Regions from separate parts of the Homo sapiens genome. Here region 1 is linked to region 2. The links are chromatin contacts, found by Hi-C or POLR2A ChIA-PET in ENCODE. All regions are on one chromosome and are shown on one strand. The core of a region is the stretch at or near the end of the contact, and the rest is flanking DNA. Distances in the headings are between cores, read along the strand shown.

Region 1 (6,831 bases), core at 1,666-4,165, 190 kb after region 2:
ATCAAGCAATGCCAGGTTCCTCAAATTCAAGTTTTGCTATTTTATAAAGATCACCTTAAAAAATTTTTTTTCCCAAGTCTCTACATGTGCCTCGTATATACCACCTATAAAATAGAAAAAAATTTAAATTCCAATACTATTATTTACAAGTATTTCAAATTAAAAGAAAAAAAAAAATAGCCGGGCGCGGTGCTCACACCTGTAATCCCAGCACTTTGGGAGGCCGAAGTGGGCGGATCACGTGAGGTCAGGAGTTTGAGACCAGCCTGACCCACACGGAGAAACCCCATCTCTACTAAAAATACAAAATTAGCCAGGCTTGGTGGCGCATTCCTATAATCCCAGCTACTTGGGAAGGCTGAGGAAGGAGAATCGCTTCAACCCGGGAGGTGGAGGTTGCGGTGAGCCGAGATCGCGCCATTGCACTCCAGCCTGGGCAACAAGAGCAAAACTCTGTCTCAAAATAAAGAAAAAAAATGACCAATTCCAAACCCAAACTATTTTGCCCTTCTTCTGTGTTGCTTCTGTAAGAATTCAGGTTTTATTGGATCTGCCTATCTTTATGCTATATTCTCTTCAGGAATTGTAAATTAAACTCCCAAACTTCAAGTACAAACAAGGTCCACATAATGAAAACAGTACAGGCCTTTAAAAGTATTGTTCATGTCTTTTTCTCATTCAGTTGGTTCTATTTCCTACTAGATGCTTATCCTTGAGCATGTCATTTCACCTTTCTCGGGTTCAATTTACTTTATTTTATTATTATTATTTTGAGACGGAGTTTTGTTCTTGCTGCGCAAGCTGGAGTGCAATGGCGTGATCTCGACTCACTGCAACCTCCACCTCACAGGTTCAAGCGATTCTCCTGCCTCAGCCTCCCAAGTAGCTGGGATTACAGGTGTGAGCCACCACGCCTGGCTTTGTTGTTGTTGTTGTTGTTTTGAGACGGAGTCTCGCTCTGTGGCCCAGGCTGGAGTGCAGTGGCATGATCTCGGCTCACTGCAAGCTCCGCCTCCCGGCTTAACGTCATTCTCCTGCTTCAGCCTCCCGAGTAGCTGGGACTACAGGCGCCCGCCACTACACCCAGCTAATTTTTTATATTTTTAGTAGAGACGGGGTTTCACCGTGTTAGCCAGGCTGGTCTCGAACTCCTGACCTCAGGTGATCCGCCCGCCTCGGCCTCCCAAAGCGCTGGGATTACAGGGATTACATATTGCCCAATCACCTTCCTTCCTTTCTCTATCATCATCACCACCACCAGCAGGCAGAGAAAAATACAGGGAATAAGGAAAACCAAGACTCTTTATGTTGCAAACATTTTTTTTCTTTTCTTTTTTTTTTTTTTGAGGCAGAATCTCGCTCTGTCGCCCAGGCTGGAGTGCAGTGGCGAGATCTCGGCTCACTCCAAGCTCCGCCTCCTGGGTTCATGCCATTCGCCTGCCTCAGCTGGGACTACAGGCGCCCGCCACCACGCCTGGCTAATTTTTTAATTTTTAGTTGGGAGGGGGTTTCACTGTGTTAGCCAGGATGGTCTCGATTTCCTGACCTCGTGATCCGCCCACCTCGGCCTCCCAAAGTGCTGGGATTACAGGCGTGAGCTGCCGCGCCCGGCCTGCAAACATTGTTTTTCAGGATACTTCAATGATTCAAAATGTAATGACTGGATTAGGAGGGTGGAGTAGGGGAGTAGTGGAAGAAATGTTTTAGCAGTTAAAGAGAAAAAGGCTGAATTGGTGAATTTTATTTTTTTGAGATAGAGTCTCACTCTGTCTCACAGACTGGAGTGCAGTGGTGCCATCTCAGCTTACTGCAACCTCCACCTCCTGGGTTCAAGCGATCCTCCCACCTCAACCTCCTGAGTAGCTGGGATCCATGCCCAGCTAATTTTTGTATTTTTGGTAGAGACAGGGTTTCACCATGTTGGCCAGGCTGGTCCTGAACTCCTGACCTCAAATGATCTGCCCACCTCGGCCTCCCAAAGTGCTGGGATTACAGGTGTGAGCCACTGTGCCCCACCAAGCTTGGTGAATTTTAAAGTTCTGGAACTTGGGTGTTTCTGACAACAAAGTTCAGATACATAAGTCACTGAAAAGTGTATACAGTGAAGCTGTATACAGTGAACTCTGGGAGGCTGAGGTGAAAGAATGAAAAATTTAGTTTCTGTTTGATTTACAAAGCCTTTGCTTCTTTCCTGTCTTCTTGCTTCCTGCCTTCTGTCCACTTCATTACTCATTAACCATTCCAGGAGAGATGGGGGTTGGGGGGTTGGGGGCGGGGAGAGACTCTTAAATCTGCACAATTAGTAGAATGTTGAGTGGGGAAAATTTTGATCTCCTTCTATATTTCATTTACACAAATGTCTCTGCCTTCCATTACCAGAGATGAGTTAACCCGGTACCAAATGGCCAAGACTTCTCCTCCCCCACCTTCTACAACCAATCAGATCAAGCTCACAACCTCCTTTCAGCCTCTACTGTCCCTGTCACATTAATCACCTTGGCTCCTATATTATTTATCCAGCTGGTCTCCCTCTTGCCCCCCAGTCCATCAGCAGCATGCAGTGTTGCCTAAGTATCCTTCTGAAACTCTAATCTGTTCATGCCATTCTCCTTATTATCATCTGTCAATGACTATCACCCACAGGATAGAGCCTAAACTTTTAAACATGACATTTCCACTTTCCATGACTGGCTCCTCTTTTCCCCACAGGCATCTTACACTCCAAACATACTAAATTACTTGCAATGTTCTCATCATGCCATGATCATTCCCACTTAACATGCCTTTGGACTTTTCCAAAATGCTTTTCTCTCCCTTGTCTACTTGACTCATTACTACTCATCTTTCAAGGCTTTTTTTATGAAGGCTTCTCTGATTTACAAAGACAGATTTGGCTGCCTCCTCCCAGAGTGTTTCCATGGCCCCATTTACCGCCAGTGATAGCATCATTCACATTGCTAAAAAGTTACGAATTACTATTCAAAGATACAGTTGTTAAATTGATGAATGCATAGTTGACAAAGCCAAGTTCTTATTTTCTCTCAAAAATTGCCAATATTGTAGACATTAGAAATGGTATCAAAAGACCCTGCAAACATTAATCTCAGCATTTTTCCTTATTCTGAAGCTTTTAATAAATCTACAAAGTTGATCAACAACAAATATTTACTGAGCTCTTCCTCTGTTGTATAATCACGATTCCAGGTACTAGATAGCAAAATGTTAAAACCGATAAATGTTGGTTTCATCCTTTTTTGTCTTCCCTAATTGAATTGTTTCTGGTACTAAAGGGTAAAACCTAAAAAGGCAGACACAAAGGGGAAATTATAGGCAATTCAAAGAACAGGTTTACAAACCACAAAGTGACAAGTTAAAGTTTCACATGCTCTGTAAATAACTCTGACACCAACAGTTTTCTTTATAAAGATAGGCCTCTCTACATTTAGAGTAATAGACAGATTCTGGGTGGCCCAGAAGAATAAAATGTACTTCTGTGAGGGAATCAAATTTACTCACAGCTTCCACTGCAAATCTGCAACGTGCAAACTCTGTGAAGCAGGCAAGACTAAGATCTTGGACTGAATCTCTTTGCTTCCTCAAGTGCCTCTGAAGTGCACAAAAGCTGAAAGAAGGGAATGTGGAAAGCAGAAGGTCTTTTGGCTGTGTGTATTATTTTGACTGAATTGACAGGTCAATCTATTTCATGTAGATATTTTCTTTATTCAGTAACAGATTTTGTTAACAGATCGTTTGTGCTATAAATGGAGCACATCCGTTACAATAAATTCTACTCCACTAGTTCATTTCTTATTAAAATTATCCTTATTAAGAAATCCTACATTTTTATCAGCTCTTGTAATCCATTAGTTTAGAAATAAGTTAGAGCACCTAAAAATATTCCTCCCAAACATAAACAGCTTCTAGATATTTTTTTCTCCACCTATCATTCTAGCATTTTTTTTTTCTTTCTGAGACAGGGTCTTGCTCTGTCACTTGGGCTGGAGTGCAGTTGTGGGAACATGGCTCACCACAGCCTCAACCTCCTGGGCTCAAAGGGATCCTCCCACCTCAGCCTCCTGAGTAGCAGGGACTATAGGCACAAGCCCCCAGGCCTGGCTAATTTTTTGTAGATGTTTTGGCCAATGAACGTTTTTCACTATTTTTTTTTTTTTTTTTGGAAGACAGAGTCTCACTCTGTCGCCCACGGTGGAGTGCAGTAGCACGATCTCGGCTCACTGCAACCTCTGCCTCCCAGGTTCAAGCAATTCTCTGCCTCAGCCTCCCAAGTAGCTGGGATTACAGGCACCCACCATCATGCTCAGCTAATTTTTGTATTTTTAGTAGAGACGGGGGTTTCACCATGTTGGCCAGGCTGGTCTTGAACTCCTGACCTCGTGATCCACCCACCTCAGCCTCCCAAAGTGCTGGGATTACAGGCGTGAGCCACTGCACCTGGCTGTTTTTCACATTTTATGTAGACATTTATTTTCACATGTATCTTGACATTCCCTGCAGCTCATTGTGGGGGGCAATTAAGGCAGAGAATAAGTGTTACCTGCGGCCAATAAGAAATAATGAATTTCTGGCCAGGCGCGGTGGCTCACGCCTGTAATCCCAACACTTTGGGAGGCTGAAGCAGGTGGATCATCTGAGGTCAGGAGTTCAAGACCAGCCTGGCCAACATGGTGAAACTCTGTCTCTACCAGAAATACAAAAGTTACCCAGGCATGGTGGTGGGCACCTGTAATCCCAGCTACTCAGGAGGCTAAGGCAGGAGAATCTCTTGAACCCTGGAGGCTGCAGTGGGCTGAGATCGCACCACTGCACTCCAGCATGGGCAACGGAGCAAGGCTCCATTTCAAAAAAAAAAAAAAAGAAAGAAATGATGAATTTCTTTTAGGGGCCTTCCAATTTGCCCAGGCTGGTCTCAAACTCCTGAGCTCAAGAGATGTTCCCAAAGTGTTGGGATTACAGACCACCGCCCAGCCAACTTCCAATATTTTAATACCTAAATTAACAACTCTTCTAACACATTGGCCTCCATTTTCTCCTTATCTTCATCCTTAGTTCCATATATCTCTAACTCTTATCACCTGAGCTACCTGTTAGCACAGAGAAACTCCAGGTTTCCTCAGCATTTAAAAATGGCCTGCCTGGCCAGGTGTAGCGGTTTATGCCTGTAATCCCAGCACTTTGGGAAGCTGAGGCAGGAGGATTGGGACCAGCCTGGGCAACATCATGACGCCCTGTCTCTAAAAAAAAAAAAAAAAAAAGTTTTGTTTTTTTGTTTTTTTTAATTAGCTGGGTGTCGTGCTGCATGCCTGTTGTCCCAGCTACTCAGGAGGTTGAGGTGAGAGGGTCATTTGAGCCCAGGAGTTTGAGGTTGCAGTGAGCTATGACTGCACCACAGCACTCCAGCCCTGGCAAAACAGCGAGACCCTGTCCCAAAACAAAAAGGCCCACCTTCTAGGGTCTTGACTTGGAACTGCTCCTATGTCCTCAGCTGTCCTCAGTTTTCCTATTGCCTTGCTCTCAGTAAACCTGTATCTCACCCTCGTTGAGATACAGTTTTTTCTGGCTAGCCATTTTAGCAAACACTCAGGCTACTGCCCTAAAATCCCTGAGCTCTGTGAAATTCACCATTTCTTACTGGCCCCAGGTAATAGTTATTCTCTGCCTTAATTGCTCCCCACAACCAGCTGCAGACAATATCTAGATAAAATCTGAAAATTGGCTCCTAAAACATTCCCTGTCTCATGTGAGCTTGAGCTCTCACTATTCTTCACTTCACCTGCTTTGGTCTGTTGACTGAGCCATGAGCAGTCCCCATCTCTAGCCATTCTAGACCTCTGCCCTCAAGAACCAATTTGGGTCTGTCATGTGTCTTAACTATCAGTAGAAGACCATCCTTCTATTTACCAAAAACAGGCTGTGTTTTGACAATTTCCTCCTCTCTCTTAAAATTCTATTACATCTGTTTCTTCCCTCTTATTTTTTCCTTTACTCTGGGAGAAGAACTGTCTTGCCAAGGTTAAAGTTCCCCTTTGTGTTTTCTCTTCCATCTCCTCCTCCCTCTTCCAGGATTGTGACCCTCCCGCTCTTCCCTCTTCTCCCTTTCAACTGCCCATGCTGTCTTTCTGCAAAAAGGCTCAAGTTTCTGTTATTCTAAAAATACTCTCAGCTGTTTACCTGCCTCTAGTTACTTTCCCATCATCTCAAAATGTCTAGAGTGAACAGCCTGAAACTGTTACCCTGCATATCCTTACTTCCCACTCATTTCCTAATCCCATGCAATCTGGTTTTCATTACAACTTCACCTAAATACCACTCACTAAATTTAGTTGGGAGTTTCTGCAGCTTTTGACATTCGATTACTAATTTCCACCTTAGAAGTCTTCTCCTTTAGATTCTAAAACATACCAATCTCTTGGTGCCTATGCTTCTTCGACCATCTCTCTTACTGATTGGCTCTATATCCTCTCTCTGCTCCCTAAATGTAGGTATGTTCCTCAAGGTTTGTCTCTAGCCTGCTTTTAATTCCATTGTTTTCCTTTGGGATCTACACTGTGGACCTCCTATCACTTGTATGTGAATGATGGGCCGTCACTAACCTCTCTTAAACTCTAGACTTTTTTTCATAATTATCTGTTTATCCCAATAGAACTAATAACATTTCCTACCCCACATACCCCAAACAAATCCCACTCATTTAATGGAACTGTCATTTTCCCATTTGCCTAAATCCAAAAGCTCAGTATCAATTCTTTCCTCCAACTGAAATCCACATACAAATAACCGCAAAGTCCCATAGATTCCCCATGGACCATAGTT
Region 2 (7,059 bases), core at 1,539-4,038:
CTGCCTGACTACCTACTGTAACACTGTGAAAGTCCTAGGTGGCATCTTCTTCCAACTGAAGGCTGTTTTGTCTATAGTGAAAGCCTATTGTTTAGTGTGGTCACTTTTATCAATTAGCTAGTCCTTCTGGATGACTTCTACATCAGCACTTACTGCTTCACTTTGCACTTTTATGTTAGGGAGAGGGCTTCTTCCCTAAAACCTCAGGAACCAACCTCTGCTAGCTTCCAATTTTTCTTCTACAGCTTCCTCACCTCTCTCAGACCTTCATAAAATGGAAGCGAGTTAGAATCTTGCTCTGGGGCTTTGGCTTGTGGGAATGCTGTGGCTGGTTTGATCTTTTATCCAGACCACTTAAACTTTCTCCATATCAACATAAGGCTGTTGCACTTTCTTTTCCTTTCTTTTCTTTTTAAATAGAGACAGGGTCTCACTATGTTGCCCAGGCTGGTCTCAAACTCCCAGGCTCAAGTGATCCTCCTGCCTTGGCCTCCCAAAGTGCTGGGATTAGAAGAGTGAGCCACCATGCCCGGCCTCTGTTGTGCTATCTTATCATTAATGTGTTCATTGGAATAGTACTTTTAATTTCTTCAAGAACTTTTCCTTTGCACTCACAACTTGGCTGTTTGGCACAAGAGGCCTACCTTTTGGCCTATCTTGACTTTAACATGCCTTCCTCACTAAGCTTATTCATTTCTAAATTTGATTCAAAGTGAGAGACTTGCAACTCTTCCTTTCACTTGAACACTTAGAAGCCATTGAAGGGTTATTCGTTGGCCCCATTTCAATATCGTGTGTCTGACGGAATAGGGAGGCCCCAGAGAGACGAGAAAACCATTGGTATGTGGAGCAGTCAGAACACACCATCTTGTATGGGGGCAGTTCATGGTGCCCCCACCAAAATTACAATAGTGACATCAAAGATCATGATTACAGATCACTATAACAGATATAATAATAATTGCAGCAAACCACCATGGCACATGTATACCTATGTAACAAATCTGCACGTTCAGCACATGTATCCCAGAATTTAAAGTAAAATTTAAAAATATATATAATAATAATGAAAAAGTTTGAAATATTGTGAAAATTACCACAGTGTGACACAGAGACACTAAGTGGGCACATGCTGTTGGGAAGAATAGGGCTGATAGACTTGCTCAATGCAAGGTTGCCACAAACCTTCAGTTTGCAGAAAACGCAGCACCTGTGAAGCACAATAAAACAAGGTGTGTCTCTAAAGCTCTAACACAGATCCTGGCTTGGGTAGATGGTTAGTGAATTATATCAGCTTGATTCATTCATTCTACAATTCTGACAGAGCACTACTATCTACCAGTCAGTATCAGCTTTTCTGAAAGATTAGGGAAAGATCATTAACTTTTAGTGAGTGTTTTTTTCTTTTTTCACATCATAATGGTCCTCAAGATTCAGAATCAGCCGCAGTTGAAATTTAACAAGGACAGTGAACCGACTTCTTCTCCAAAGAGGCAGTTGTATAAAGAGCAGCATTGATAAAAGTCCTGACCGTCTCATTCTCCACAAGGATTTCTACATAGGTCTAATTTTCATTTTCACAATAAGCCTCAGTATTCACCACATGCAAGTATTTAACTTCGAAACCTCAAAATAATCAATCTCTATCATATTATTGTTCTTAAGCAGCCAGAAATCTCTTCAGAGACTTTATTAGAAATGTTGGTAATCCTTCAAAATGCCAATTGGCGTCTTTTTCAAACTGTTCTGTAACATCATCTCTATCATCATCCTCCACAGATACCTCCAGAAGGATTCTAGTCAATAAGTTACTTAAAGTGTTCACCACACATGTGGGATTAGATACAGATGAGTGGTTGTAATATATTTCAGAGGTCACTGTAAATGCAGAAAGGAAATAGCTGCATATTCTATTTCCTCAAGACAAAATTTGTTTATAGGAATTATTGATTAAAAACATTAAAACAATTTCTGTGTTCACAGAGTACCTTCCTTTCAGTGATTGCAGTCACCAATAAAATTTGTGGTTAAAATATGTCTTAAAATATGTACCACATTTAGATTTGAAATAAGCAGAGAAGGAAATGTTGAATTGTTTTGAGAGGAGAGAAAAAGAAAAAAAAAACAGTAAAACGGAAGCATAGATGGATTTCTTACCTTAACTGCCAAAAATGAGACTGAGTCTCAAAATCTTTTTCTTTCTATAATTTACCAAAGTGAAGGGAGTCAGAGAAATTAGGACTCAATTATCCAGATTCCTAAACAATGGGTCCTGCAGTCACCAGTTAATTGTTTAAGCCTCCACTTCCTTTTGTCTGTGTTTTCTGGGGTGGGAGGGAGGAAAAGAGAAAGGAAACACATAGAAAACAGATGTGGAAAGAAATATTTATCAACAAAAAGTCTTGGTAAACCACGATTTTTATATCGCCCTTGCACTATATTTTCCAAGTTTCCTAGTTTTCTCAAACCCCAAAGAATTTGTAGCTAGAGAGGAAAACCAAAGCTTTTTATATGTTTTCCACAGGATTAGGAAGGCATATTTGGAGAATTCTGATGCTTTTCCCTTAACCTAATATTAATACATGTTTTTGACTCAAGGAATTTCTGTCAGAGAATGGGAGAAATAAAAGGTTCATTTAGCTGGTTTGTTCTGTCCTTGGACTTCCAGGCAGAATAAACAGCACCTTGTGACAAAGGCGGGCCACACGCTGGCTGAGCTCCAGGCAGACACTGGGGGATGCAGTCTGTTTATCAGACAGCACATTGTCTTAACCAGGATGTGGTTGGCTTTTGTAACAAGAAGTATGCAAATAAGTTTCCCAGAGACCCAACACCCTGTTCCCCACCACACTTGTTCCTTCAGTAGACACATGCTAATGGTGGCTGCCCTGAGAACAGAAGAGAGAGCCACAGAAAGAGGAGAGGAAGAGGAAGTGTCCTGAATTAGCCAGATTAGCCAATGGATCTTTTCAAGAAATACACCACAAAGAATACAACTCCAAGCCACCCTGATTCCCAAAAAAAAAGCATTCTAAAATAATATTGAATATTTTTTAATGTTCAAAAATGTTAAAACTTCTGAATCTGGGTTCATTTATTCTCAGTACAGAGGAAGGCAATGAGGCTTTGAAATGCTGCATGTTCTCTCCAGAAAAATTGCATCACCAGACTCTTCATCAAACCTCTGCCAAAAACGTCTTTCTCAACTTCAGTTGCCTCATATATAAAAAGGTGCTAATAATAGTACCTATGATGTATGGTTGCTGGAAGGATTAAATGAGGTAATTAATAGAAAACAATTTAGCACAATGCCCAGCACACATCTGGGCTCTGAAAATGTTAGCAGGTTGTATATTATGCTTTATTGAGCTGTGTATCATAAAAACACAAAGAATGAAAGAAAAGTACCAGAGGGAAAGAACTTGAAGTGGTAAACATAATTACTGAGAAGGAAGAACAGTATCCCACTTGCTACTAGAAAGAGTTTAATGAATTACTAGTTTCTATAGACTTTGGAGTCAGACAGGCCTGGTTTTACATAACCTTGGGAAAATTTCCTAATCCTATCTGTGTCTAGGTTTCTTTATCTGTAACATGAGTTTAACACCCACCAAGCAGGGTTTTAGGAGTAAATGAGACAATACATGAAAAGGTTCACCTTCTTTCAGTCTCCTCACATCACCTTTACATGAAAGTGACTAACACAGCACCAGGCAAACATAGTCACTGAATAGTGGTTATTATGTGTTTGCTTTATTTACACAATCGTACGGTTGGGTTTAAATTCCAGCTCTGCCACTTTATTGCTGTGTAATTTTAGGCCAGTTGCTTAACCTTTCTGGGCTTCAATTTCCTCCACAGTAAAATGGGGCTCCATAATAATACCTATCTCAACAGGTTTGCTGTGAGGATCAAGTGAGCTAATTCCTACAAGGCCCTCAGAACTAGCTCATGGCACTAAATAAAGACTGGCCACTATTGGTTGTAATCATAGTCTTACTACTTGATGCCAACAGTTAATTTCATTTTACTGCTACATTCTGTAAGGCATGGAATGGCTATTTGGCATAACTGTAATCAGACTGCCATTTCTGGCCATTAGAATTGCACTGGATATCTTTGCAAACGTTCATATAATCCAAAGCACTGACATTAATTATGTCTCATTATTTCAAAACGATTTATTCAAAGTAGGCAAAGAATGGTTTTCTCCTGATGGTTGGGTTCACCTTCTTTCAGTCTCCTCACATCACCTTTCATTCATGAAATAATCTCTCTCTTTGCCAGGGCAAATGAATGGGAAATCAATATCAAAATGATTTCAGAAAAAGAATTCAGTCTTACAGACTTCAGTTACTCAATATACTTTAAACTGGAAAATGTTTCATTTGCTACTTCCACATTTCTACAATTTCTACTCCTATATAAGCAAATGCAGATGACCCAGCAGTGGCCCTCCTCCGATGCCTGTAATATGTAACTTAGGTTTTGTTGTGATTTTCCTTTCACTTGCCTGTCTTCCCAACTGTTGAGTATTTGAAAGGAGTATTACTCCTCTCTTTCAGATCTGTAACTTCTGTAACTAACACATAGCACTGTGGTGTCTGAAGCCACTTCACCTGTGTTCAAATCCCAACTTTAACATTTAATAGCTTTGTGACTATGGCTAAGTCACTGAAATTCTCTATGCCTCAGTTCTTTATCTATAAAAATAAGGATGATAATAACAACCTCATGAGATTTCAGTGAAGATTAGAGATCCTAATACATGGAAAGGGCTTAGAACAGAGTCAGACTGAGGAATCATAGTTAATACTGTATTATTTTGCTGTTATTAATATTGGTGATAACTGGCTGGCATGTTCTTACTCTCATACAGCTTATGTATCACTGCTTGAGGCAAATTAATGAATATATCAATAAAATTAATCAGGTAATAATATGTGCTGTGATTGATATAGGAAAGGGTACTGTGATAAAGTGTGACTGAAAGACTACTTTAGATTGGATGGTCAGAGAAGGCCTCTCAAAGGATATGATGATTGAAGGTAAAACCAGGAAAAAGCCAGCCTTAAGAAGTCATGGAGAAAGAGCATTCCATAGACAGAGAAAACTACCCAAAAGCCTTAAGGCAGGAAGGAGCTTGTCTTGTTCCACAGCAGAAAGAATGTCAGTGTGGTTTGGCTGGAGTGTAGTCAGCAAGGCAGAGAAGGATAGGAAATGATGCCAGAGAGGTAGGCATTGGCTAGAAAATATAGACACCTAGAACCTGAGAGAGAATTTAAACGTATTTCAAGTATAAGGAGTTACCTTTGTTGAGTCTTGCAAATTTACATGATCTCATTTATATTTTCAAATAATCACTCTGGCTGCTATGTAGATCGGAATCAAGGAGATAAACTTGGAGGCTCTTGCAGTAATCCAACCAAAACAAAACAAACAAAAAGAGGAGGTAGCTTATATTAGGATGGGAGTGGTGGAGACAAAAAGTAGATGGAGTTGGGATAGGTTTTGAAGATAAAATCAACAGGATGTGCTGATGGATCAACAATATAGGTAATTGAGGTAAATATGCTTTCTAAAGGAAAAAGATGTTCAGATGATGCTGCACCTTTTTAATGCAGTCATGCGTCACGTAATGACAAGGATGCATTCTGAGAAATGCAGTGTTGGGCAGTTTTGTTGTTGTATAAACATCATGAAGTGTGCTTACCCAAACCTAGATGGTATAACCTACTACACACCTAAGCTGGTATCGCTTGTGTGTCCTGGGCTGCAAACCTGTAAGGAATGTCACTGTTCTGAAGACAGCAGGCAATTGTAACACAAGATGATTATTTGTATACCCAAACATATCCAAACATAGAAAAGATACAGTCAAAATATGGTATTATAATCCTATAGGACCACTGTCACATATGCAGTTCAATGTTGACTCATATGTCATTATGTGGCATATGACTGTACTGTGCTTTAGATTTAGCTCTAATTTAAGGCATAAAATGACTTATAAAAGTTCTAAAATGGACATAAAAAGGGATAGGACTATAAAAACTTTCCAATAAGTATGGAGGAAACCTGAAAACATCACGGCTAGTAGCCCTCTTCCTCCACACAGTCTGCAGAAGGCTGCAAGCCGCTAGGGAAAATCCTTCTCACTGCTTAGTGCCATATCAGTATGATAAGAAAAAAAAAAAAATAGGCAATATGAACTGACAGAGGGGAGGAGATGCGCTCATGAACCTGGGCTAGTAAGTGGGTCCCCATAGCCCATGTGCAGTTTGCAAGGGACCCAGAAGGTCATATGTGCCATAGCACTGGACCCCAATGAGCAAGACCACCTGGTGGAATAATACAGACCTGACATCAGAAAAAATAATGAACACACAATGTGAGTATTTCTCAACCCCATGCCAGAACACCTGAAAGCCCAGATAGGATCTGTTCTACCTCAACAGACACGGCACAACAGAGACCAATAAGGAACAGGAGAATGGTGTCAGATCCTGCCGTGTTACTTTAACCAACCTCATACACTACAATGTCATCTTGAGGAGATGCAGGGAGAGGAGAAGGAATTCAAAAAACCTCTCTCGAAAAGAGAATAAGTAATCCAAAGGATATGGATACCATTACTTGGCAAGCTTCAGTTTGTCTTTCTTTTTCTTTCTTCCTTCCTTTTTCTTTCTTCCTTTCTTTCTCTCTTTTTTTTTTTTTTTTTTTGACAGAGTCTCACTCTGTCACTCATGCTGGAGTGCAGTGGTGCAATCTCAGCTCACTGCAACCTCCACCTCCTGGATTCAAGTGATTCTCCTGCCTCAGCCTCCCAAGTAGCTGGGGCTACAGGCGCACACCACCACGCCCAGCTAATTTTTGTATTTTTAGTAAAGATGGGGTTTCACCATGTTGGCCAGGATGGTCTCGATCTCTTGACCTCATGATCTGCCTGCCTCAGCCTCCCAAAGTGCTGGGATTACAGGCGTGAGCCACTGCGCCTTGCTAGTTTTCTTTCTTTCTAACAAGGTAAAGGCTTAGGAAGAAAATTAGCTGTGATGTAAA

What was found. Hi-C counts contacts between places; a loop is a spot of excess contacts on that map. ChIA-PET counts read pairs that join two places held with the same protein, here RNA polymerase II (POLR2A). Pooled maps may share reads with other maps.
Region 1: a map with no recorded cell type shows a loop between it and region 2 (4-fold over the local background). The contact joins two enhancer-like sites. A Hi-C loop is called at or near these places in 2 of 168 maps with a recorded cell type or tissue (gastrocnemius medialis and naive thymus-derived CD4-positive, alpha-beta T cell), 7 of 37 single-sample maps with no recorded cell type and 8 of 50 pooled maps. POLR2A ChIA-PET finds 5 or more read pairs at or near these places in 4 of 52 experiments (GM12878, H1, activated T-cell and 1 more).

What each region holds. Positions count from the first base shown.
Region 1 is chr4:123,408,920-123,415,750 of GRCh38, reverse strand. No RefSeq gene overlaps it. Among named protein-coding and RNA genes, the nearest start is that of SPRY1, 16 kb to the right of the region's middle. Within about 2 kb of position 2,915, at least 2 of the 41 ENCODE cell types and tissues checked have a DNase peak (open chromatin) inside an H3K27ac peak, as active enhancers do.
Region 2 is chr4:123,595,885-123,602,943 of GRCh38, reverse strand. No RefSeq gene overlaps it. Among named protein-coding and RNA genes, the nearest start is that of LINC01091, 51 kb to the left of the region's middle. RefSeq lists enhancers at 2,003-2,648, 2,616-2,910. Within about 2 kb of position 2,788, at least 23 of the 41 ENCODE cell types and tissues checked have a DNase peak (open chromatin) inside an H3K27ac peak, as active enhancers do.